4 separate regions of the Homo sapiens genome follow, and regions 1, 3 and 4 are each linked to region 2. The links are chromatin contacts, found by Hi-C or POLR2A ChIA-PET in ENCODE. All regions are on one chromosome and are shown on one strand. The core of a region is the stretch at or near the end of the contact, and the rest is flanking DNA. Distances in the headings are between cores, read along the strand shown.

The links. A loop is a pair of places that touch in the nucleus more often than their neighbours do. ChIA-PET counts read pairs that join two places held with the same protein, here RNA polymerase II (POLR2A). Pooled maps may share reads with other maps.
Region 1: a pooled map shows a loop between it and region 2 (4-fold over the local background). The contact joins the enhancer-like site here to the promoter of BAG5 in region 2. A Hi-C loop is called at or near these places in 1 of 50 pooled maps. POLR2A ChIA-PET finds 5 or more read pairs at or near these places in 2 of 52 experiments (CD8-positive, alpha-beta memory T cell and MCF 10A).
Region 3: a loop to region 2 is called in a pooled map, with 5 times the contacts of the local background. The contact joins the promoter of MOK here to the promoter of BAG5 in region 2. A Hi-C loop is called at or near these places in 1 of 168 maps with a recorded cell type or tissue (ascending aorta) and 5 of 50 pooled maps. POLR2A ChIA-PET finds 5 or more read pairs at or near these places in 1 of 52 experiments (activated T-cell).
Region 4: a map of CD4-positive, alpha-beta T cell shows a loop between it and region 2 (4-fold over the local background). The contact joins the promoter of CINP here to the promoter of BAG5 in region 2. A Hi-C loop is called at or near these places in 1 of 168 maps with a recorded cell type or tissue (CD4-positive, alpha-beta T cell), 1 of 37 single-sample maps with no recorded cell type and 11 of 50 pooled maps.

The regions. Positions count from the first base shown.
Region 1 is chr14:101,718,841-101,725,001 of GRCh38, forward strand. The region is part of intron 1 of LINC02320 (long intergenic non-protein coding RNA 2320); the gene reads right to left. Among named protein-coding and RNA genes, the nearest start is that of LINC00239, 8.5 kb to the right of the region's middle. RefSeq lists enhancers at 3,396-4,336, 3,556-3,635. Within about 2 kb of position 3,196, at least 12 of the 41 ENCODE cell types and tissues checked have a DNase peak (open chromatin) inside an H3K27ac peak, as active enhancers do.
Region 2 is chr14:103,559,637-103,565,261 of GRCh38, forward strand. It overlaps BAG5 (BAG cochaperone 5), which reads right to left and starts at 3,021. Exons shown (of 2, transcript NM_001015048.3): 1 at 2,980-3,021; 2 at 1-1,556. The coding sequence starts at 1,528. The coding sequence ends at 185. It overlaps COA8 (cytochrome c oxidase assembly factor 8), which reads left to right and starts at 3,324. Exons shown (of 5, transcript NM_001370595.2): 1 at 3,324-3,488. The coding sequence starts at 3,366. RefSeq lists enhancers at 1,626-2,139, 2,239-2,288 and a silencer at 2,629-3,278.
Region 3 is chr14:102,301,504-102,306,976 of GRCh38, forward strand. It overlaps MOK (MOK protein kinase), which reads right to left and starts at 3,661. Exons shown (of 12, transcript NM_014226.3): 1 at 3,459-3,661. The coding sequence starts at 3,465. RefSeq lists enhancers at 3,542-4,064, 3,831-3,880.
Region 4 is chr14:102,359,765-102,365,354 of GRCh38, forward strand. CINP (cyclin dependent kinase 2 interacting protein) reads right to left here and starts at 3,126. Exons shown (of 5, transcript NM_032630.3): 1 at 3,081-3,126. The coding sequence starts at 3,087. TECPR2 (tectonin beta-propeller repeat containing 2) reads left to right here and starts at 3,177. Exons shown (of 20, transcript NM_014844.5): 1 at 3,177-3,352. RefSeq lists silencers at 3,171-3,580, 3,621-3,710.

The sequences.
Region 1 (6,161 bases), core at 1,946-4,445, 1.8 Mb before region 2:
TGTGTCAATAAAAAGGAAAGGAAAGGAGAGGGGAGGAGAGGGGAGGAGAGGGGAGAGGAGGAGAGGGGAGGGGAGGGAAGGGGAAGGGAGGGGAGGAGGGGGAGGGCAGGGGAGCAGGGAAGGAGAAGGAAGGGGAAGGGAGGGGAGGAGAAGGGAGGGGAGGGGAGGGACCTAAGGAGGCATGTCACCTGAATGTCACGTGGAGTCCTGAGTAGAATCGTGGAACAGGAAGACGACATTAGGGAAAAACTAAGGGAATCTGAATAAAAGGTGGATTTAATATGTCAAAAATGGTGCTATAATGGTGACAAATGTACCATATGCTGTGAGGGGAGGGGAGGGGAGGGGAGGGGAGTAGGAAGGATTCTTAGCTCAAGAACTGAATAGGCCAAGCATAGATCTGGGCGCAGCAGTCTCCAGGGCTCTTCGGGCCCCACGTCTGTCTGTTTCTACGAATGCCTCTCCCAGCGGCCCTTTCCTCCCTGGGTTCTGTCCTGGAGTGACTCTCCAGCTGTGTGCCTGTCCGCTCAACAACTTCCATAGACAGGAAGCACTCCCTCCAGAAGCTCAGGGCTGTGTTGAGAGACTCACAGAGGCCAAGCAGCAGCTTACACAGGACACAGTGACAAGAGGACACAGTGACAATGAGACACAGGACACAGGACACAGTGACGACAGGACACAGTGACAACAGGGCACAGGACACAGAGATGATGGGACACAGGACACAGGGATGACGGGACACAGGACACAGTGGATCACAGGGGCCAGACATGAAACAGGGAACTCAGAAGGAACCCACAGAGATGACGAAGGACCCAGGAGGCCCCTGAAGGAGCTCTCAACGGCCTAGGCTGGGACAATTGGAGCCACAAAATAAAACAGTACTGGGTTATGACCCAAAGCAGAAAACAAATGTCCTTGAGTCTGTGGGGATACAGATCAATGACTGGATAAACACCTGAAGAGGGGAGAGGAGGTGAATCTCCCGCAGAAGAATTCCACCTAATGTATGCAGAAACACCTCCCTCAAGGAGGAGCAGCAGAACTCCCAGCTCGGGAGCGTGGGCTGCACTGACAGACGCATCCCAAGAGGACAGCACAGGGGCAGGCCAGGGGGAGGAGCTCCGTTTTTATTTTCAGGGGAAACCCTATGAACATGATCTCCGCCAGGTGGTCAAGGCCAGAATCAACAGGGATAAGTGGCGTTGATGGCACGGACCCTTGACCTTGATGTGATGAAATGGCCTCCCATAACCCCAGTCTAACCATGAGAACATCAGACAAATCCCAACTGAGGGACATCTTACAAAGCACTCGGCCACTTATCCTCAAAACTGTCACATTCAAACTGTCACCGTCGAGAGGAGCCTAGGGAGGCATGTCACCTGAATGTCACGTGGGGTCCTGAGTGGAATCGTGGAACAGGAAGAGGACATTAGGGAAAAACTAAGGGAATGTGAATAAAGTGTGGACTTAAGGTGTCAATAACGGTGCCGTAATGGTGACAGCTGTACCACATGCTGCGAGATGTTCGCAATCAGGGAGGTCATGTGAGAGGTACGGAACGCTCTGTACTAGCTTCACAATGATTCTGTGCCTCTAGAGCCGTCCTAAAAGAAAACGTTTATTTAACAGTATCAATTTTTTTTAAAGAGGGGGCCAGTTGGGGCCGAAAAGGAATGTTGGATACTCAAGAAATATGGATCTATTAAACCTCACATCAAAATACATTCTGAATTCCAGATGGATGTAAGATCCAAACATATATATTTTTAGCCCAGGCGCAGTGGCTCACGCTTATAATCCCAGCACTTTGGGAGGCTGAGGCAGGTGGATGGCTTGAGCCCAAGAATTCGAGACCAGCCTAGGCAACACGATAAGATTCTGTCTCTACCAAAAAATAAAAAATAATGCTAATAATTAGCCAGGCATGGTGGTGTGTGACTATTGTCCCAGCTACTTGGGAGGCTGAGGTGGGAGGATCACTTGAGACCAGGAGGTGGAGGGTGCAGTGAGCCGAGATCACACCACTGCACTCCAGCCTGGGCGACAGAGTGAGACCCTGACCCTATCTCTTTCTTTCTGTCTCTTCTCTCTCTCTCTGCAGATACATAGATAGATAGATAGATAGATAGATAGATAGATAGATAGATAGACAGACAGACAGAGACACACACACATATATGGAGATATATATATAAATAATATATTATATGTTTATATATAAATATATTTATTTATATATATATTATATATATAATATATATATTATATATATATAATATATATATAATATATATATATTATATATATATAATATATATATATGAAATCATGAAGGCTTCATGGCAGGAAAATAGGGTCTGGAGGCAGGGAACAGAAGGCCGATTCACACTTCAGCTATGACAGGAAACACCCTCTCCATAGGGCATACGCCTTAAATGACTGTGTAACTTTACTTTGATCTCTCCATTTACATCAGGAATACCCAAAGTAACCAGTGCAATCCTCTAGGGGGTATTTAAACTCCCAAAAATTCTGTAACTTGGCCCTTGAGCCCCTACGCTCAGGCCTGCCCCCACACTGTGGAGGGTTCTTCCGTTTTCAGTAAATCCCTTCCTTCCTTCCCTGCTTTGTTTGTGCGTTTTGTCCACTTCTTTGTTCAAGACACCAAGAACCTGGACACCTTCTACCGGTAATAAAGGTACTAAAGAGAAAATGGAGGTAAATACTTATATAATCTTAAAATAAAGAAGCTGGCTGGGCACAGTGGCTCACGCCTATAATCCCAACACTTTGGGAGGCTGCAGCAGAAGGATCACTTGAGCCCAGGAGTTTGAGAGCAGCCTGGGCAACATAATGAGACCGTGTCTCTACAAAAATAAAATAAAATAAAAATAAAGAAGTTCTTTCTACATATCACTCCAAAGACAAAAACCACAAAAGATAGCTTTAACTACAGAAAATACAATACTATACATATGGCCAATAAGAAAAATAAGATAGACACTAATAAAAATAGCAAATAATTATCTCATACTCGCTGTATTCCAGGCCCTGTTATAAGTACTGTATTAACTCATTTAATTCCCACAACAAACCTACAAGGTACTGCAAAGGCTCTGGTAGGTGAAGCAATGCACCCAAAGCTACAGAGCTAGGAAGCGGTGGGGCAGTGTGGCTACGCCTGTGCCCTGAACCACAAAAGTAACAGGCACACGGCTGACTGGGGAAAACGTGAGAACATTTTGTGAACCATATCCGAAAAGCAAAGATTATATCTTTATGACGGTAATATATATATGCACTCTTACCAATAAGAAAAAGACAAACATCTCAGTAGAAAAACAGGCAAAGGAAGTCATTCGCAAAGGCAATCCACAAAGGAAGTCATTCAGTCAATGCTTGTAAAAAAAAAAAAAAAAAAGTTCAACCTCAACAGTTAACAAAGAGATGCAAATTAAAACGGACATCTTCCCACCCCATCAAGCTGACTCATGCCAAAGAAATCAGTCTCCGGTCGCCAGTCTACGTAAAGCGAGCCTGGCACGTTGGGTTCTTAGGGAGGTACCACAGGATGTTTACGAGGGGCTTGCCTCGGCATCGGTGGAAGGAGGAGAGAGAAGCAGGATTGGACGAGGGAGAAGGCAAACTTCCATGCAGACCCAGTGATAGCCCCAAAGACCAAACAGTAGCCTCCAAGCTAGAGTGGCCCCGGGAGACCTTCCTGACTCGGGCAGAGGTGGTCCCCACATTGAGGAGTCGTTGAATGCAGTTGCCCAGGAAGAGTCCCGGCTTTGGACAGGGTGGCTCTTTGCAGCTGAACAGTCTCTGAAGGGACTGAGAGTTGAAGGCACCCCAAGCAGCTGGGGTAACAAGTCCTTCCCGGAAGGGGGATCTAGGTGGCTCATCACAGTGAAGACATACAAAAATGTTTATTAAAAGCCAGAGGCATGGTGGCTCATGCCTGTTATCCCAGCACTTTGGGAGGCTGAGGAAGGAGGATCAATTGAGCCCAGGAGTTCAAGACCAGCCTGGACAACATGGTGAAACCCTGTCTCTACAAAAGAAAAAAATTTAAAAATTAAAATTAAAATTAAAAGTCACTAACATTAAAGAAATGCAAATCAAAACTACAATGAGATACCAGCTCACATCCATTAAGATGTACCATAAAAAAAAAAAAAAAAACACAGAAAATAAGTGTTGGGGAAGATGAGGAGAAATTGGACCCCTTGTACACTGTTGGTGGGAATTACAGAGGTGCAGCTGCTGTAGAAACAATATGGGTGTAAGGATTAATACCGAGTGTCAGCCTGATTGGAATGAAGGATGGAAAGTATTGATCCTGGGTGTGTCTGTGAGGGTGTCGGCAAAGGAGATTAACTTTGAGTCAGGGGGTTGGTAGCGGCAGGCCCACCCTTAATCTGGGTGGGCACCATCTAATCAGCTGCCAGAGAGGCCAGAATATAAAGCAGGCAGAAGAATGTGAAAAGACTAGACTGGCCCAGCCTCCCAGCCTGCATCTTTCTGCTGTGCTGGATGCTTCCTGACCTCGAACATCGGAATCCAAGTTCCTCAGCTTTGGGACTCGGGCTGGCTTCCTTGCTCCTCAGCTTGAGACGGCCTATCGTGGGACCTTGTGATTGTGTGAGTTAATGCTCCTTAATAAACTATCCCATATATATATATATGTCCCATATATATATATAAACTATATATGTATATATAACTATATATGTATATATACAAACATATATGTATATGTATATATAACTATATGTGTATATAAACTATATATAAACTATATATATGTCCCATATACATACATATAAACTATCCTATATATATATCCCATATATATATCCTATATATATCCTATATATATATCCTCTATATATATCTTCTATATATATCCTCTCTATATATATCCTCTATATATATCCTCTATATATATCCTCTATATATATATATCCTCTATATACATATCCTCTATATATATATATCCTCTATATACATATCCTCTATATATATATATCCTCTATATACATATCCTCTATATATATATCTCCTCTATATATATCCTCTATATATATATCCTCTATATATATATCCTCTATATATATATATCCTCTATATATATATCCTCTATATATATATCCTCTATATATATATATCCTGTATATATATATATCCTTTATATATATCCTCTCTCTATATATATATCCTCTATATATATATCCTCTATATATATATATATCCTCTATATATATATATCCTCTATATATATATCCTCTATATATATATCCTCTATATATATATCCTCTATATATCCTCTACATATATCCTATATATTCTATATATATATCCTACATATATCCTATATATATATCCTACATATATCTCCTACATATCTCCTATATATATATCTCCTATCTATATATATCTCCTATTTTATGTCCTATATATATATCTCCTATCTATATGTCCTATATATATATATCTCCTATCCATATATATCCTGTATATATCTCCTATCCATATATATCCTGTATATATCTCCTATCCATATATATCCTGTATATATCTCCTATCCATATACCCTGTATATCTGCTATCCATATATACCCTATATATATCCTCTACATATATACCCTATATATATGTCCTCTACATATATACCCTATATATATGTCCTCTACATATATACCCTATATATATGTCCTCTACATATATACCCTATATATATGTCCTCTATATATATACCCTATATATCTGTCCTATATATGTCCTATATATATCTGTCCTATATATATGTCCTATATATATCCTATATATATGTCCTATATATATATCCTATGTATATGTCCTATATATACCCTATATATGTGTCCTATATATACCCTATATATGTGTCCTATATATATACCCTATATATGTGTCCTATATATATACCCTATATATGTGTCCTATATATATACCCTATATATGTGTCCTATATATATACCCTATATATATGTCCTATATATATATCCTATATATATATGTCCTATATATATATCCTATATATATGTCCTATATATATATCCTATATATATGTCCTATATATATATCCTATATATATGTCCTATATATATCCTATATATATATGTCCTATA
Region 2 (5,625 bases), core at 1,771-4,270:
AGTTAACGTGCTGTAATGATATTTGTCTTGCAACATCAAAAGCAGCAGATACTGAATAGAATTTGCTTCAATCATAAATACTGAGACTGAAATATGCACGTATAAATCAATGAACTGAAAGCTCTCTATACATAGAAGCACATATGAAGTGCAAAACAGTATCAAAAGTGAGATCTCTGGTATTTCAGTACTCCCATTCATCAGATTTCAGGTCGAGATAGCTGAGAATATTCTGCGCAAGCCTCACAGCTTGTTTCCTGGCAGCCTTACACTTCTCTTCTCCCTGCGGATCAACAGCATCCAGGGCTAGCAGCTGCTTGGTGAGCAGCTCTTCCAGCCGGATGTAGTTCTTATCGGTTCGATTTCCATCAAATGAAAGAACTTCTCCCTGGATCTCAGACAAGTTTCCAAGGACGTTCCAGACGGCTTTATGGGATGGGTGCTCCTCACAAGCAAACAGCTTTCTTTTCTCAAGGGCCTCCTTCAAGTCAATATATGTGATCAGAGTTTGCACCTCGATCACTGCTCTTCTCCTGGCTTCCCGGATGCAGGGGTTTTTTTCAAGACTTACCTCATCCAACTGTCCAATTAAACCCTGCAATTCTGTTTTGGAGCTCAGGTACAATTCAGAAGGGTTTTGTGCTTGGAGAAGTTCATTTTTTATTTCTCTCATTCTCTTGAGGACCTTTTCTATTTTTAAAATGGAATGATTCTGTCTCAGGTCAAATGCTTTAGTTGTGTCTGCTTCCTCTTCCAAATCCAGATATTTCAATAATTTGTTGATATCTTCTACTACCTCCCTCCGATAATTTCTGATTTCTGTCCGGCCGCACACATCTAGAGCATCCAGGTCAGCGATCAGCCCCGAGAGCACACAGGATAAGTGCCTGCAGGTCTCATTGTTGTTCACACCCATCAGAAGTGCAATCAGGACCCCTCGGGCCTTGTTCACCTCACACATCACGAAGTTGATTTTGGCAACGGAAGGATGTGCATCCTCGGAAAGCGGCAGGGAAGGCTGCTTTTTCATGCAGTCTTCGATTATCTCTTGCACCGCACAGATTTTGGTTAAAGTGTGATACCTTGCTTTCCGCAAGGAGATTTTTCCTCCAGTTTTAACATGTGTCAGCCTCAGAATGATATCTTGGATGCCTTCTTCAAACTCATCAGTTACGCAGTTGCCTCCATTATAAAATGGCACAATTTTCTCTCTCACGAGGGACTGGGCTTCCTCAAAAATGTTCTGTATTTCAATCCGGTGTGGGTGGTTTGCATTCTGCTCCAACTCTTTGAGAAGACGTTCTGTCTCCTGTGCTGCCCGCTTCCTAGCTTGCTGAATATCTCCTTTTCCTTCAGTATCTACAGAGTCTATTTCAAAAAGCTGTTTTGTTAGAATCCTCTCCAGTTTCTTGTAATTCTTGTCATCTGACAGACCACTGAAGCCGATAACTTGCTGTTCTACACTTTTTACTTCCTTTTGGATTTCCTGAAGCCTACTAATAGAAGGATGTTGGTTTCCCATATCCATACTTTTGTTGTGTTCAGTTTCACAAGCACTAAAAGACGACAAGAATGATAACTTACTACAGCACAAGGCTTCTGCAGAACACTAATGGTATATTAAGTCATTCTAAAATTCTCATTTTAAAAAGGTATACTTCTGAGCAGTCATCCCACCTCAGCCTCCCCAGTAGCTGGGTCTACAGTCGTACACCACTACGCCCAGCTAATGTTATTTTTAGTAGAGACAGGTCTCACTATATTGCCCAGGCTGGTCTCAGACGATCCGCCCGCCTCCGCCTCCCAAAGTGCTGGGATTAAGGTGTGAGTCACCGTACGCGACACAAACTATTTGGAACCAGCAGGGCACCTTTATGAAAGGTGAAACAGTAGCTCTTGTAACCTTCCGAACACTAACAGTACCCCGCCCCGCCACACAGCTATGCCTAGTTTCCAGAAACTCTAAGCAAAAGAAAGAACCAGAACAAAAACCAGTGGCTCTCAGACATCCCCAAGGTCCCCGCTTCTTCGTTTCTCTCCATCCCTTTGTGCACTTCCCCTCCCCACCCTTTTAGCTCCTCACACATCTTCCCTCACAGAAGTCTCCCTGAAGAGATTAAAACCCCACAGGTAAAGAAGAGCGACCGGGACAGCGCTGAAGGGCACCACCTTGGGCTTTCGAGGCCCAACACCTCCTCAGCCCCCAACATGCTCCACTCTCTCAAAAAAAAACAACCCGCGAAAACGTGGTAACTATGAATAATTCATTCACTCGCCTCCCACTGGGAGTCCACAATGGCCTAATGCACGTTTCAAGCTCTTGGTTTCTATCAAACGGCTCGCTCAAGGTGGGTAACCAATGGAAACGCATAATCTATCCCCGGCGGATGTCCTGGAGGCCACGGAGGGAAGGCGGCCCGAGCTGCTTCCTCCCCGCCTCGCCCTTCCCTCTTGGCCCTTTACCCAAAAGAAGTCTGAATTGGATGCGGTCTTGGCGTCCCGTGGCTGAGGTGGCGAGGTGGAAGATCAGCCCTTTACGGGGTGCGGCACCGGAGCTGGGCCCCCAGCTGCATGCCTCGCACCCCTCCCGACTAGGTCTGAGCGGGGCAGCCGGTGAAGGGGCCGCTACTGGCTGCAGCAGCCGCTCCGGGCGTCTTGGCCCGGGTGCCAGGGCGCGCCTGCAGGACGTGACCTCACAATGGGCGCGCGAGGGGAGCTCGGCCCGGCCGGGGGAAGCCGGGGGAGGAGGGGAACCGAGGCCCGGCCGGAGACACCAGAGACCAGGCCCGGCCAGCCCCGGTCGCTTCCGACCCCAGGGGCGGGGACAGCGCCGAGACCGACTCTGCCCTGCCTGATCCGACAGGCCGCACGGGGCTGGGCGCTGGCGAAGGGGTGGCCCAGCGGGGAGCCCCGCGCGGAGGTGGTGCCCCACTCGTCCCCCCGAGAGAGGGAAAAGGCTACAAGCCGCGCTTCGCTCACCTGTCCCGCCCGCGCCATCGCGCGATGCGTCGCCGACGCTTCCACGACTTCCGCAGCTCCGGCAGTCGCCCGGGCCCGGCAGCCCCGCCCCTGGCCGAACACCCCTAAACCCGGGGACACCTCCTCCGGCGTCCGCGCCTAGCCGCCGGCAGCGCCACGCCCACCGCCAGCGGCGCAGCGAGGCAGCCTGGAGTGACCGCGACCAAGGAGCGGCCGCCCGGGTCAGCCCGCGCCGCCCGCCGCCCCCTCACCCCGTCGCACCGCTGGGAAAGCGCACGGTCGGCCGCGCCGCCGCGCTTCCTCGGGCTTCGCGACCCTGCCGTAAAGCGGCCCCTCGCGCCGTCGCAATGCTGCCGTGCGCCGCGGGAGCCAGGGGGCGTGGGGCCATGGTGGTCTTGCGGGCGGGGAAGAAGACCTTTCTCCCCCCTCTCTGCCGCGCCTTCGCCTGCCGCGGCTGTCAACTCGCTCCGGAGCGCGGCGCCGAGCGCAGGGATACGGCGCCCAGCGGGGTAAGCAGGGGCCTGGGGACATTGGGCCGGGAGGGGTGACCGGAAGGGAAGACAAACCCGGGCCTCGGGGCCACTCCCTGTTCTGCACAGCCGCCTCAGGCCTTTGTCCAGGTGCTCTCGCGTCCTATCCCGAACAGTCCCGCAGCCCCGAGGCTCCCGCATCAACGCCCTCAGTCGGATGGGACTGAGGGTGCCGCCGCCACCACGCCGGGGACTGTTGACAGCCAGAACCTTTAAGCGTAACAGAGTCACCTGGCAAGTTTGTACCTACCTTATTTGTTCCCGAGAATGATTATTTTTTATTTTTAAAGAGCTCTTGGCTTACCGTGCGTTTTTTTTCGTTGTGTGTGTGTGTGTTTTGGCTTTGTTACAATTATTAGTGCTTTTCTTCAAGCGGCGAGCACTTTATCATCGTACTTTTGTAGCACTTCACGTTGAATAGTTGTTATTTGCAAACTATGTGTGGGTATATGCATGTTACTGGCCAAAGATCCGCAAAGAATGTCTGTAGCAAGAATGTCTGTGGCAAGCAATTTTTATAAGTGGTACTTTTGGGAGGGATGTTTTGTTTAAGGGAGGCCTAGGCCTTGATTCCGTCTGTCAGATGAAAATGTTGACTAACGGTGTGGAATGGGCTGGAGATAAAATATTCAAGCAAAGCATGCAAATACCAAACAGGCTAATGAAGGAGGCTGGAAAACTTGGTTTAAACAATAATTAAAGAAGTATTAAAAAAGTGTTAATTAAAAATTGGACGGGCTCCGTGGCTCACGCTTGTAATCCCAGCACTTTGGGAGGCCGAGGCAAGCGGATCACGAAATCAAGAGGTGAGACCATCCTGCCCAACATGGTGAAACGTCTCTGCTAAAAATACAGAAATTAGCTGGGCATAGTGGCGCGCGCCTGTAGACCCAGCTACTCGGGAGGATGAGGCAGGAAAATCGCTTGAACCCGGGAGACGGAGGTTGCTGTGAGTCGAGATCGCGCCACTGCACTCCAGCCTGGCGACAGAGGGAGACTTCATCTCAAAAAAAAAAAAGCTAATTAAAAATTGCAAATGTACTTGCTTGTACATTTTCATTTCTGTTGGGCTGTGGCTGTTAGTACACTTTCATAATTGTAGCTTTGAAGGTCTATCTAGTTTACAATTTAAACAAGGAGTTACCAGGGCAACTTGCCAACCAGACACCCAAGTGGCTAGCTCAGTTCTGTGTTACAGTGACCAAGTCCTTGCCTTCTATCCCTAGAACATAGAAACCCACCCAGCATCTCTATCTTTGGGCAGAAAGATAGAGCAGGTGTCTGAAAATGCTCTAAGAGAGCAAACGGGAAATCAACCAAGACATTTCCCGGGCGGGGGGGATTTTCCCTAGCTTATTTTGTGAACTTGTGCTGGAAAGAAACAACAGCACCCAAATAAGGATTTCTCTATTGTCATATACACTTCTTTTTTTTTTTTTTTTTTTTTTTTTTGAGTTGGAGTCTCCCTCTGTCGCCCAGGTGGGAGTACAGTGGCGTGATCTCAGCTCACTGCAACCTCTGCCTCCCGGGCTCAAGCGATTCTCGTGCCTCAGCCTTCCGAGTAGCTGGGACTACAGGGGCCCACCACCATGCCCGGCTAATTTTTTTGTATTTTTAGTAGAGACAGGGTTTCACCTGTTGGCCAGGCTGGTTTCAAACTCCTGACCTCAAGTGATGCGCCTGCCTGGGCCTCCCAAAGTGCTAGGATTACAAGTGTGAGCCACCACTCTCAGCCTTAGACTTCTTGTTAAAGTAAAATAAATCTTACCATGGGTCTGTTCTCAAGATGAGAGACCTCTCTGCCTTGTTCGTTTTTTCTTTTTTCGAGATGGAGTTTTTGCTCTGTTGCCCAGGCTGGAGTGCAATGGCGCAGTCTCGGCTCACTGCAACCTTTGCCTACTGGGTTCAAGCAATTCTCCTGCCGCAGCCTCCTGAGTATAGCTGGGATCACAGGCGCATGCTGCCACGCCTGGTTAATTTTTTTTTCTTTTTTTAGTAGAGATGGGGTTTCACTATGCTGGCCAGGCAGGTCTCGAACTCCTGACTTCAGGTGATCCACCCGCCTTGGCCTCCCAAAGTGCTGAGATTATAAGTGTGAGCCACCATGCCCAGCCAG
Region 3 (5,473 bases), core at 2,411-4,910, 1.3 Mb before region 2:
ACAGACCCCTGTAATAATCTAGCATTCCCAGCCCCACTCTGACCCCAAGCTATGGATCCAATTTCACCATTACTCACTTTTCCTGATCATTCTACTTCTATAACTCTGTCTCTGTGATTTCCAGTTCTGGAATATTCTCTCCATTGTTAACTATTTTTAAATCATTTATTTAATGATCAGGATGTAAACCAGGGGGATAAAAGGTTACAATAATTCTTAGAGTACATTTTAAGGTAGAAGGAAGAAAGGGAGAATAAAGATGTCACCACTAAACCAAGTAACCGAAAACTACCAAAATGACCATCTAAAAGAACATACCAAACAATACTAAATATACTTTAAAAACAAAAGTTTACAAGAAGTAAATCATAAATGTACATTTTTTGTGTATTTTGTTTTGTTTTGATTTTTTTTTTCTTGTATTTTTTGGTTGAGATGGGGTTTCACCACATTGGCCAGGCTGGTCTCGAACTCCTGACCTCAAGTGATCAGCCAACCTCGGCGTCCCGAAGTGCTGGGATTACAGGCGTGAGCCACTGCACCCGCCCCATAAATGTAAATTTTATATGTATACACACATATACTTTTTTTTTTTTTTTTGCTCTGTTGCCCAGGCTGGAGTGCAGTAGTGCGATCTCAGCTCACTGCAACGCCCCCCTCCCAGGTTCAAGCGATTCCCCTGCCTCAGCCTCCCAAGTAGCTGGGATTACAGGCACCTGCCACCACGCCTGACTAATTTTTGTATTTTTAGTAGAGACGGGGTTTCACCATGTTGACCAGGCTGGTCTCGAACTCCTGACCTCAAGTGATCCACCCACCTCAGCCTCTCAAAGTGCTGGGATTACAGGCGTGAGCCACTGCACCCGGCCCACAAATGTAAATTTTATATATATATACGCATATATACATATTTATTTTCTTTTTTTTTGAGACGGAGTCTCTTGCTTTGTTGCCCAGGCTGCAGTACAGTGGCCCGATCTCAGCTCACTGCAAGCTCTGCCTCCCAGGTCCACGCCATTCTCCTGCCTCAGCCTCCCGAGTAGCTGGGACTACAGGTGCCCACCACCACGCCTGGCTAATTTTTTGTATTTTTAGTAGAGCCGGGGTTTCACCGTGTTAGCTGGGATGGTATTGATCTCCTGAACTCGTGATCTGCCCGCCTCGGCCTCCCAAAGTGTTGGCATTACAGGTGTGAGCCACTGCGCCCAGGCAGCATATGTACATATTTCTATATAGGTATACACATGCAGTGCTAACATTAGTCTTTTAAAAAGGGAGAAATACACATTTATATATTTATATATAATATATATAGAGAGAGTAAATTACTGAAAGTGATGCCTCTAGGTAGTGGGGTATGAAGAGTCTAAGAGGAAGGCCAGGCACAGTGGCTCGCGTCTGTAATTCCAACACTTTGGGAGGCTGAGGCGGGTGGATCGCTTGACGTCAGGAGTTTGAGACCAGCCTGGCCAACATGTTGAAACCCCGTCTCTACCAAAAAATACAAGTTAGCTGGGCGTGGTGGTGCACACCTGTAATCTCAGCTACTTGGGAGGCTGAGGTAGGAGAATCACTTGAACCCGGGAGGCAGAGGTTGCAGTGAGCCAAGATTGCACCACTGCACTCCAGCCAGGGTGACACAGAGAGACCCTGTCCAAAAAAAAAAAGAGTCTAAGAGAAAAAGAAGGTAGATAAATAAACCAAATGATCAAATCTAACTTCAGCAAAACTGCAACGAACTGACATCAGGCACTCTGGAAGGGCCACACTGACAGAGACACAACGTTGCCTCTCACATATTCCTGGTAAAAACATTTAAGCTGAAGCTAATCATGAGGCGAAAATCAGACAAATCCAAATTGAGCGATATTCTGCAAAACACTGGGCTGGATTCTTTAAAAATGTCATTTGGCCTACAGAGGACAGCCAAATAAAAATGAAAATATCATTGTCATGAAAGACACAAAAGGCAGGGACACCATATTAAAAGAGACCAAAGAGATATGACAACAGAATACAATTGGTGATTCTTGATTGGATAGAAAAAATATAAACAACTATAACACATGTTATTGGGATAAATGGAAAAACTGAAATATGGACTGTGTATCAGAGTATTGTATCATTGTTAAATTTTCTAAATGTGTTATTTGTACTGTGATGATGTAGGAGAATGTCCTTGTTCTTGGCAGATAACTGCTGAAAGAAGTGGTGAATTATTAGTAGTCTACAACTAACTCTTGAAAGGTCCAGTGAAAATAAATACATAAATGGGAGAGAGAAAACACCAGAGCGAAAGCGAGCACACAAAAATAAGGCAAAATGGTGCAGCTAAGTGAAGGACGGGTTTATAAATATTCAATGTACTGCTCTTGCAACTTTCCTGTACATCTGAAAATTTTCAAAACAAACAGATGGGAAGAAAAAAATGAATATAGTACAAAATATGTGCAGTATCATAGTCTGCACTGTAAGTAAAAGTGTAAAGTCTTTTGTAGACCTTGGATTCTAACTACAGCTTTGTAGTGCATTAATGAAAAAGGTAAACATTAAACAATATCCAACAAAATAAAATAAAAATAAAAATGCCTTGTAAAGGGTGAATGAGATTAATTATTTTAAATGTTATGCAATGTACACCATTGACAATTAGGATACAATGCAAATTTAACATTATAACTACTCCTAACATAATATTTTCACAGCAAAGGTCTGAATTTTTACTGCACCTCTGGTTCACAACCATAAACAATTATATCTGTACAGTAATAATAATTTTAAAAACATCATTCTAGCTGGTTGCACTTGGATTGTCAATAATCCACAAATCCCACTAAAGAAAATTTTTTACCCGTTACATTTTCTAGAATGACTACCTCATTTCCCAACTTTGAAGTAACAGCTTTTAACTAAAAGGTTGCTTCAAAACTACTATTAAAAAGTGGTTCCTATAAAACACTACTGCTTGACCCAAAAAATAAAATAAAGCACACAGCCCAGCTTTCCTCTCAATTGGTCACTAAACCAGTATCATGAAAAGGCAGGGAGCCACGCTGTAAGCGCTCCCCCGTTTTCTGCCGAATGTTCAGGAAAAGAGTGTCAGGTTCAAGCCAGCATTTAAAATAAAATAAAATGAATCACAGTCAACTCCCTAAACTCCAATGTAAGAACCACGCACCTGCACCAAAATATGCCTGAGCGGGAACTCGAGTCGGCTCTCCGAGACCCCAAAGTTCCCAACCTAGCCCCAACCCCTCAAGCTTCCCCCAGGGGCACCGGCTTCTCACAGCCGAGGGGGATTCGGGGCCCACATGCGGAGCCTCCCGGGCCTGTCGAGCCACGGCAGAAGGCGACGACGCCCGGCCCCACAGGCCCCTCAAGCTCCTCAAGCTCCCCCAGTCCCTCCCTCCCCCGCCACTCGCTCTCCAGTCCCTGCCCCTTTCCCCGGCCCCACTCACTCTTCATCTTGGATGCGGAAGCCGGTGACAACCCCTTGCCGACACTGGACGGAAAAGAAAGAAGCAGGAAGGTTGTCCCCCTGCTTTCCACTTCCCTGAGGCGGGGTCCCGCACTAGGATCTCCGTGGTGGTCCCTCGAAGGAGAGCGTTAGAGATCCCGCCGCCATGTTGTGTCCCTGTCACCCTAGCAACCGTCAGGCCCTGAACGCCATGAGCTGTCGCCTGCGCATGCGCAAGATGCCCCGCCCATGTACGCGTGCGCAGTGCAGCCCGTCCCCTCAGCCCGGTTGCTAAGCAGCCTTTCCTCCGCTTCCATGTAAATACTGTGCAAATCCCCGCCTTTGACACAGGCGACCTTCGCTCGGCTCGCTCTCCCTGCTGGCCTGGGAACTTAGCGATTTGGAACCCACTACGTGGACGATAGCCTTGAGCTTTAATTGGGCTTGGGAGCTTCTACAGGAATTTTTTTTTTTTTTTGAGACAGAGTGTCGCTCTGTTACCCAGGTTGGGGTGCAATGGCGTGATCTCGGCTCACTGCAACCTCCGCCTCCCGGCTTCAAGCGATTCTCCTGCCTCAGCCTCCCAAGTAGCTGGGATTACAGGCACCCACCACTACACCCGGCTAATGTTTTTGTATTTTTAGTAGAGACGGGGTTTCACCATGTTAGGCTGGTCTCGAACTCCTGACCTCAGGTGATCCGCCTGCCTCGGCCTCCCGAAGTGCTGGGATTACAGGCGTGAGCCACCACGCCCGGCCCAGTTTTTCTTTTTAATTCAACAAGCATTTGTTTTTGCCCCAGGAACTGTCGCAGGTATTGGGGATTAAAGGACAGTGTAGACGAGGTGACTGAGTTCTTGAAACTAACATTCTAGTGTAAAGATGAATGAATGTACACCGGAATGAACTATGTGCAGACACGGTGCCTAAGCAACACAGTGGCCTAGTTCTCTGGACCCTGACAAAACAATAAAATAACAAGCATACTATGTATGGGTATAGTATTTTATGAAGCTCATTAGATTAGCCTCATAATTATTCCATGAGATCAAAACCCTGTTTTTTCCTCCATTTTTTTTCTTTTACTAAAATACATCGTTTATTTTTAAAACAGATAAGTAGCCTTGCCAAAACGAAGCCTCAGAAAATTGGTTTAAGACTGAATTGGCCAGGTGTGGTGGCTCACACCTGTAATCCCAGCACTTTGGAAGGCCGAGGCAAGAGGATCGCTTGAGGCCAGAAATTCAAGACCAGCCTGGGCAACATAGAGAAACCCCACTTCCCTCTTAAAAAAAAAAAAAAAAAAACTCCGGGCGTGGTGGCTCACGCCTGTAATCCCAGCACTTTGGGAGGCCAAGGCGGGCAGATCACGAGGTCAGGAAATCGAGACCATCCTGGCTAACACGGTGAAACCCCATCTCTACTAAAAATACAAAAAAAATTAGCCGGGCGTAGTGGCGGGCGCTATAGTTCCAGCTACTCCGGGGGCTGAGGCAGGAGAATGGCGTGAACCCTGGAGGCGGAGCTTGCAGTGAGCCGAGATTGCACCACCTGCACTGCAGCCTGGGCGACAGAGCAAGAGACTCAAAAAAAAAAAAAAAAAAAAAAAAAAGCCGGGCACGGTGGCACATGCCTGTAAACCCAGCTATTCAGGAGAATAAGGCGGAGGTATCTTGAGACCAGGAGTTCTAGGCTCAGTGAGCTATGATAGCACCACTGCACTCTAGCCTGGGTGACAAAGCAAGACCTTGTCTCGAAAGAAAGAGAAAGCGGCCGGTCGCGGTGGCTCACACCTGCAATCCCAGCACGTTGGGCGGCCGAGGCAGGCAGATCACTTGAGTCCAGGAGTTCGAGACCAGCCTGGCCAACATGGGGGAAACCCCGTCTCTACTAAAAAAATACAAAACGGCTGGGCACAGTGGCTGATGCCTGTAATCCCAGCACTTTGGGAGGCCAAGGCGGGTGGATCCCCAGGTCAGGAGTTCAAGACTAGCCTGGCCAAGATGGTGAAACCCCA
Region 4 (5,590 bases), core at 1,876-4,375, 1.2 Mb before region 2:
TAGAATATTTTTAACATTTTAAAATTCACCAGATAGAGCTGAATCCTCTTCCAGCTTAATGGCTCCACAAAGTTTTTACCTTAAGCCCTTTGTTTTCCAAAGATTGGAAATAAGGTAAAGTTGTGACTGTCTGCTAAAACTCTTCAATGGCTCACGTTCCCTTCCCTACAGGATAATCTAGCCCTGACTCCCGAGTACTTCCACTATCTAGTCTCAGGCACTCTGATACTTTAAATTTGCTCAGAGTAGCGTGGCCCATGAGTGCTAATCATTTCAAGACACTGAGACAACAGAGATGCAGAGTTGATCACGATGCTGCCACTGCCCTTCTTGGTAATCAGGAGGAAGTCCAAAATCCTTCCAGACCTAGCTACCCCTCCACATCATCACGTACATCAACCCACACCTTGGCCCCCCGTCAATATCCAGCGAAAATGAACTACTGGCAGCTCTTGAAAAGCTGAGGTGCCTGCAGGCCTTTACACGTGTTCTCTCTGCAGGAAAGCTCCTTCCTTCCTCAGGCTCACGATGCCCATCCTCCAAGATGCACCCGGATCCCACTGCCTGTAGGAAGCAACCCCCAGACCACCAAGAGCCAACTCAGGTTGTTTGTTCTCCCCGAACCCTCCTGTGCCCTCTTGCCTTCTCTACTTTGAACCCCACAAAGGCTTCTCACTGCCCACAGGATAAAGTCCTCTTGAGGAATCCAGGACACACAACAGCTGGATGGTTTGATGCCTCAAGTCAGAAGACCACACTGCCTGCGTCTGAACCCCAGCTCGCCAGCTGTGAGATCTTGGGCAACTTAATGTACCTTTCAGAGCCTCAACATTTTCATCTGTAAAATGGGAATAAAAATAGTATCTATTTCATAGGATTGCTGAGATTAGATAATATATGTGAAGCTGTGAGGCCTCGCACAAGGCAAAAACCCAGTATCTCACCTGTTAGCTCAAGGGCCTCTACTATCCAAGCTCTGCCCACCACTTCAGCTTCTACCCTTTCCCACTTGCCCTCTGTGCATCAGAGCTGGCTCTGTACAAGTTCTGACTTTGACCTGGAATATTTTTCCTATCTGTGTGTGTCCCCACTCCCCTGCCTCATACTTAGTATCCTCACTTTAAAATATCATCTTGATTTATCATTCATTCTTTACTTAAACAACAAATATTTGCTTACTGCCTACAATACGCCAGGCATGGGGGAATGAAGTGATTGAATGAGACGGACCAGGACCGTTTTCATGGAACTTACTTTCCAAAGGGGAGGCAGATAATAAACAAATGACCACGATCAGTTCAGATCATGATTAAGTGTGTGTGGAAAATAAAACAGGGTCTTGTGTTAGTGTGATCCCCTGAGAAGGTGTCGTTTAGGCTGAGATTTGAATGATGAAAAGCCAGAAATAGGGTAGGTCAGTAGTATGTGCCCTAATTATGATAATGAGGTTGGTGAGTTCAAAAAACAGAAAACAAAACAAAACAAACAAGCAAACAAAAAAACCAGTGTGCTGGAATGAAATAGACAGAAAAGGACTAGTGCGTGAGTAGGTGATCAGACAACTAGAACCTAATAGGCCAAGATAAGAAGTTGGACCGAGGGCAGTGGCTCACGCCTGTAATCCCAGCACTTCAGGAGGCCAAGGCGGGCGGATCACGAGGTCAGGAGATCGAGACCATCCTGGCTAACACAGTGAAACCTCATCTCTACTAAAAAAATACAAAAAATCAGCCGGGCGTGGTGGCGGGCGCCTGTAGTCCCAGCTACTCAGGAGGCTGAGGCAGGAGAATGGCGTGAACCCGGGAGGCGGAACTTGCAGTGAGCCCAGATCGCGCCACTGCACTCCAGCCTGGGTGACAGAGCGAGACTCCGTCTCAAAAACAAAACAAAACAAAACAAAACAAAACAAAATAAAAAAATGAAGTTTGGACTTCTAAGTATTAGCTTGGTGCAAAAGTAACAGATTTTGCCATTACTTTTAACAGCCAAAATTGCCATTACTTTTGCACCAACCTAATACAATGGGGAGTGAGCAATGAGCTCTGGATAGGGCAGTGAAATTATCTGATTTAGGTTTTTAGAAAGTCATTTCCACAGAGAAGTATTCCTGGATCCCCCAGGTTGGGTTACGACTCACCACTAGATATGTGGTACACCCTATAATTCTGCTATCATGATATTCACCAGTGGAGTGTATTTGCTTGTTTAATGTCTATATTCCCTGCTAAACTGGAAATTCGACTAGGGTAGGAACTATGTCTCGTTCTCTTTCAAACCTTCCACACATAGGAGGCTTTGCATAAAATGAGGTAAATGGAGGAATAGCTCTTACCACCTGTTCTATAATTGTCTAAGGGTTTTCCCCCCAACAGGAGATTCTGAGGGCAGGATCACATCTGATTCATGGTCAGCCTGACTCATACGGGGCACATATTTAGGAACCAAAAACATAACTGACTTCAAGAAACTCAAGGGCTGGTAAAGACAGACCAGTCATCAGCGTCACAGGACAGGGTAGGGTGAGGGCACAGTGGCTAAGTTACTTATCCCCTCTGAGCCTCGATTCCCCATCTGCAAAATGGGGTTGACATTACTTCATGGGACCACTGTGAGGTTCAAATGAGATGATCCACTTAAAGTGCTTGGAGCAGTACTCAGCAAACTGAGCACTAGGCGAAAGCCAGCTTTCATTACAAGCAGAATGTTCTGACTGAGGGCAGTTCAGAGAGGAGTTTCTGGACGAGATGAGCATGCAAGGCTTGGTACCCAGTGAACTCTGTTAGTACTAATTTATAGTGACAATAATTACAATTTGGATGTCGGATCTGCTGACACTCATTTGCGTATATCGTCCCGTTCATCTGTCACTGCACATGTGAAAAAACGGAGGCTCGGCAAAACTGTCTCCCGAGCAGCTCGCAGAGGCTGCGAGGGGCCTGCGGGCTAGGCTGGGGTAAGACAGAGGACCTCCATTTAACCTCATGTAATCCGGGGAGCTCCTGAGCTTCTGGTCCAACCTGCGGCCTAAGCAGTAACATTCACAGCCACCCCACCCCGGGAAAGGAACCGATCTCACGCACCTTCCATAAGGTCCACAGATATCCGTAGAAGGAGACGCGAAGCCCCGCCCACCCCACCGGAAACGCATTTGCGTCACGTCCGCCCCGCCCGCTGCCACTTGTGGCTCTGCCGCTCTAGCCCCCGGCGGAGCCAGCTGCTGCTCTTCGGTGCTGGCCCCGGTGCCGGCCCCGTTGCCCAGGGAACAGGCTCCCGGCAGCCCCCGCGGCCCGGAGTCCATCCCGCCTCCTCCGGCCCGGCGGGGCCGACGAGTCCGGAGGGGCTGCCGCGGGAGGTGAGTCCGGCGACGCCGCAAGCGGCCCCGACGCCCCCGACGCCCCCGACGCCTGGCCCCGAGCCCCTCCTCGGCCTCCCCCGGGCCACTCTTCCCTTGCCTCAGCCCCGCAGGGTCTCCATGCCCGTCCGCCCCGTCTCCCTCGCCCGCGGTCTCGCCCGCGCGGAGTGGCGGACACTAAATGCCACAACACACGGAGCGCCTGGCTCGCCGCCCGCAGAATCCGGCGGTCCGCAGCGGGGAACAGGGGCCGCCCGCCCCTCCTCAGGCCTCCGCTGCGCGTCCCGCGCCCTCGGCCCCCGGCCCCACCCTGCATCCCGGCTGCCGGTCTGGCCGCGGGCTCTGCTCCTTCGCCTTAAGATTGACGTCGTGTTCTGTCCCCCACTCGCAGCCCGCGTCCCTTACATCCGCCCACCGGCGCCTGGCCCCAGGCCTTGACACTCATCCAGTTGGTGTTCAGTGTTCGATGAGTGGATAAGTGAATGACTCCTTTCCCAATCCTATTTGAAGGCATGGGAGGCAGAATAGGTAGTAAGTGTTAAAGGATGGGGTGTCCTGGAGTCAGAGCCGGGCAGGTCCCAGCGGCCCCTTCCTAGCTCTGTGCTGGGGCAAGTGCCCTACCTCACTCCGCTCCAGTTTCATCACCAGTGGAATGGAGATGAGAATAGTTTCTACCTCTGGCTTGGTAAGAGGATTAAATGGGTCAGTGCATGTAAAGTTAAGCACGGTGCCTGCCGCTGTACATTTCAGTAAAGGGGAGCCCCTGCTGTCATCTGTGCTAGCCTGCGTTCTCGCCCTCTAGTCCCTTCTGATATGTCTCTGACTTCTCATGACTTTAGTTTCTCCTTCTCTACCTCCATTTCTCTTCCCTGCACTTTTTTCTTCCTCTCTTATTGGGATTCAGGAATTTTATTCTGTTCTGTGACTTATGTTCCATGTGTTGGCAGAATGTGGGATACCAGCCTGGGTGCATCCTTTTCTCATCTATTGGAGTGACCAGTTGCACTTGTGGACTGCCTCCTTGCAGCCAAGGTCTTGTAGACAGAGTTCTGGGAAATCTCAAAACGCAAATCCCAGGCATAGGTAGAATCTGGGAATGAAGCCACTGTAGCTCCTTGTGATCACCAGCGATTCCTGGTCTTTTAGGCTGCAGGACTTTGTGTTTTCTCACACCCAGCTATAATGTACCTTGATAAACCTCTGACCTTATTTTTGTTGTTGTTGTTGTTAACCTGACTTACGTCCCATATTGGTGGTTATTTGGCCATCGTGTGCCAGCACTGTGCCAGGCTGGCTCTAGGGATGCTGTGGTGAACCAGACAGACCCTTCCTGAGGTCACTGCCTCAGAAAGATCATGGTCTGGCCCATGAACTTTAAAAGGGAGAACTAAGTGCAGGTGTAGGGGACACACAAATTGAATTTTCAGGACTGCCTTGGAAAACCAGTGGTGGGGAAGATGGAATGAGGATAACCCTCTTCTGAAGGAGTGACTAGGAAGTAGCTTTTGTTAGGCATCAGCTATATTATACCCACGTGTCTTTTTCAATAGAAGACTGGCATCTACTGGATTTTTTTTTCCAATTTTTTCTTAAAGAAGTTACACTTAAGTTTGGGGAGAATTTCATTTCATATTAGCCGCTGTAGGAGTTGAAAAAAATGGCTACTGGAACTTAGTGGGAAGAAAAGGAAGGAAACAGGCATCAGGCAGAGGCAGTTGATTGAACTTGGGAAGATGAGGAATAGATCAGGAAAGGGTTATAATGAAAAGCTTTGGTGTCAAGCACGAAGAGATTTCTAGATTCAGTAATGCACAGAGAGATCAGTAAAATTAGAAGGGAGTAGTTGATGGCTTTGCGAATTGCTAAGGTAGAAGGGAGCTGTTACTCAAGATGCATGTTCAATTTAAAATGAATGTATTCTTTGGACCTGGACATAAGAGTTCTATTGACTTTTTGCCACTATTTTATATTTAGGGCTGTCATACTTGGGTGAATCTAGCACAGTGCTTTGAGAGAGAGATTCATTCAACAAACGTGTATTGAGCATTGATTGTACCATACTCTTTATTGGTCTTTTAAAGCACCACAAAGTATACAGACTAGAAGAACATAGGTGAAGATGAGAAAGAGTCCATTGAAGGGGAGAGAAAACAGATAATGATGGTGCTGTGCGATAACTGCCATCATGGAGTTCTGTGAAAGCAGAGAAAGACCAACCAAGTATCTGAGGGAATTTAT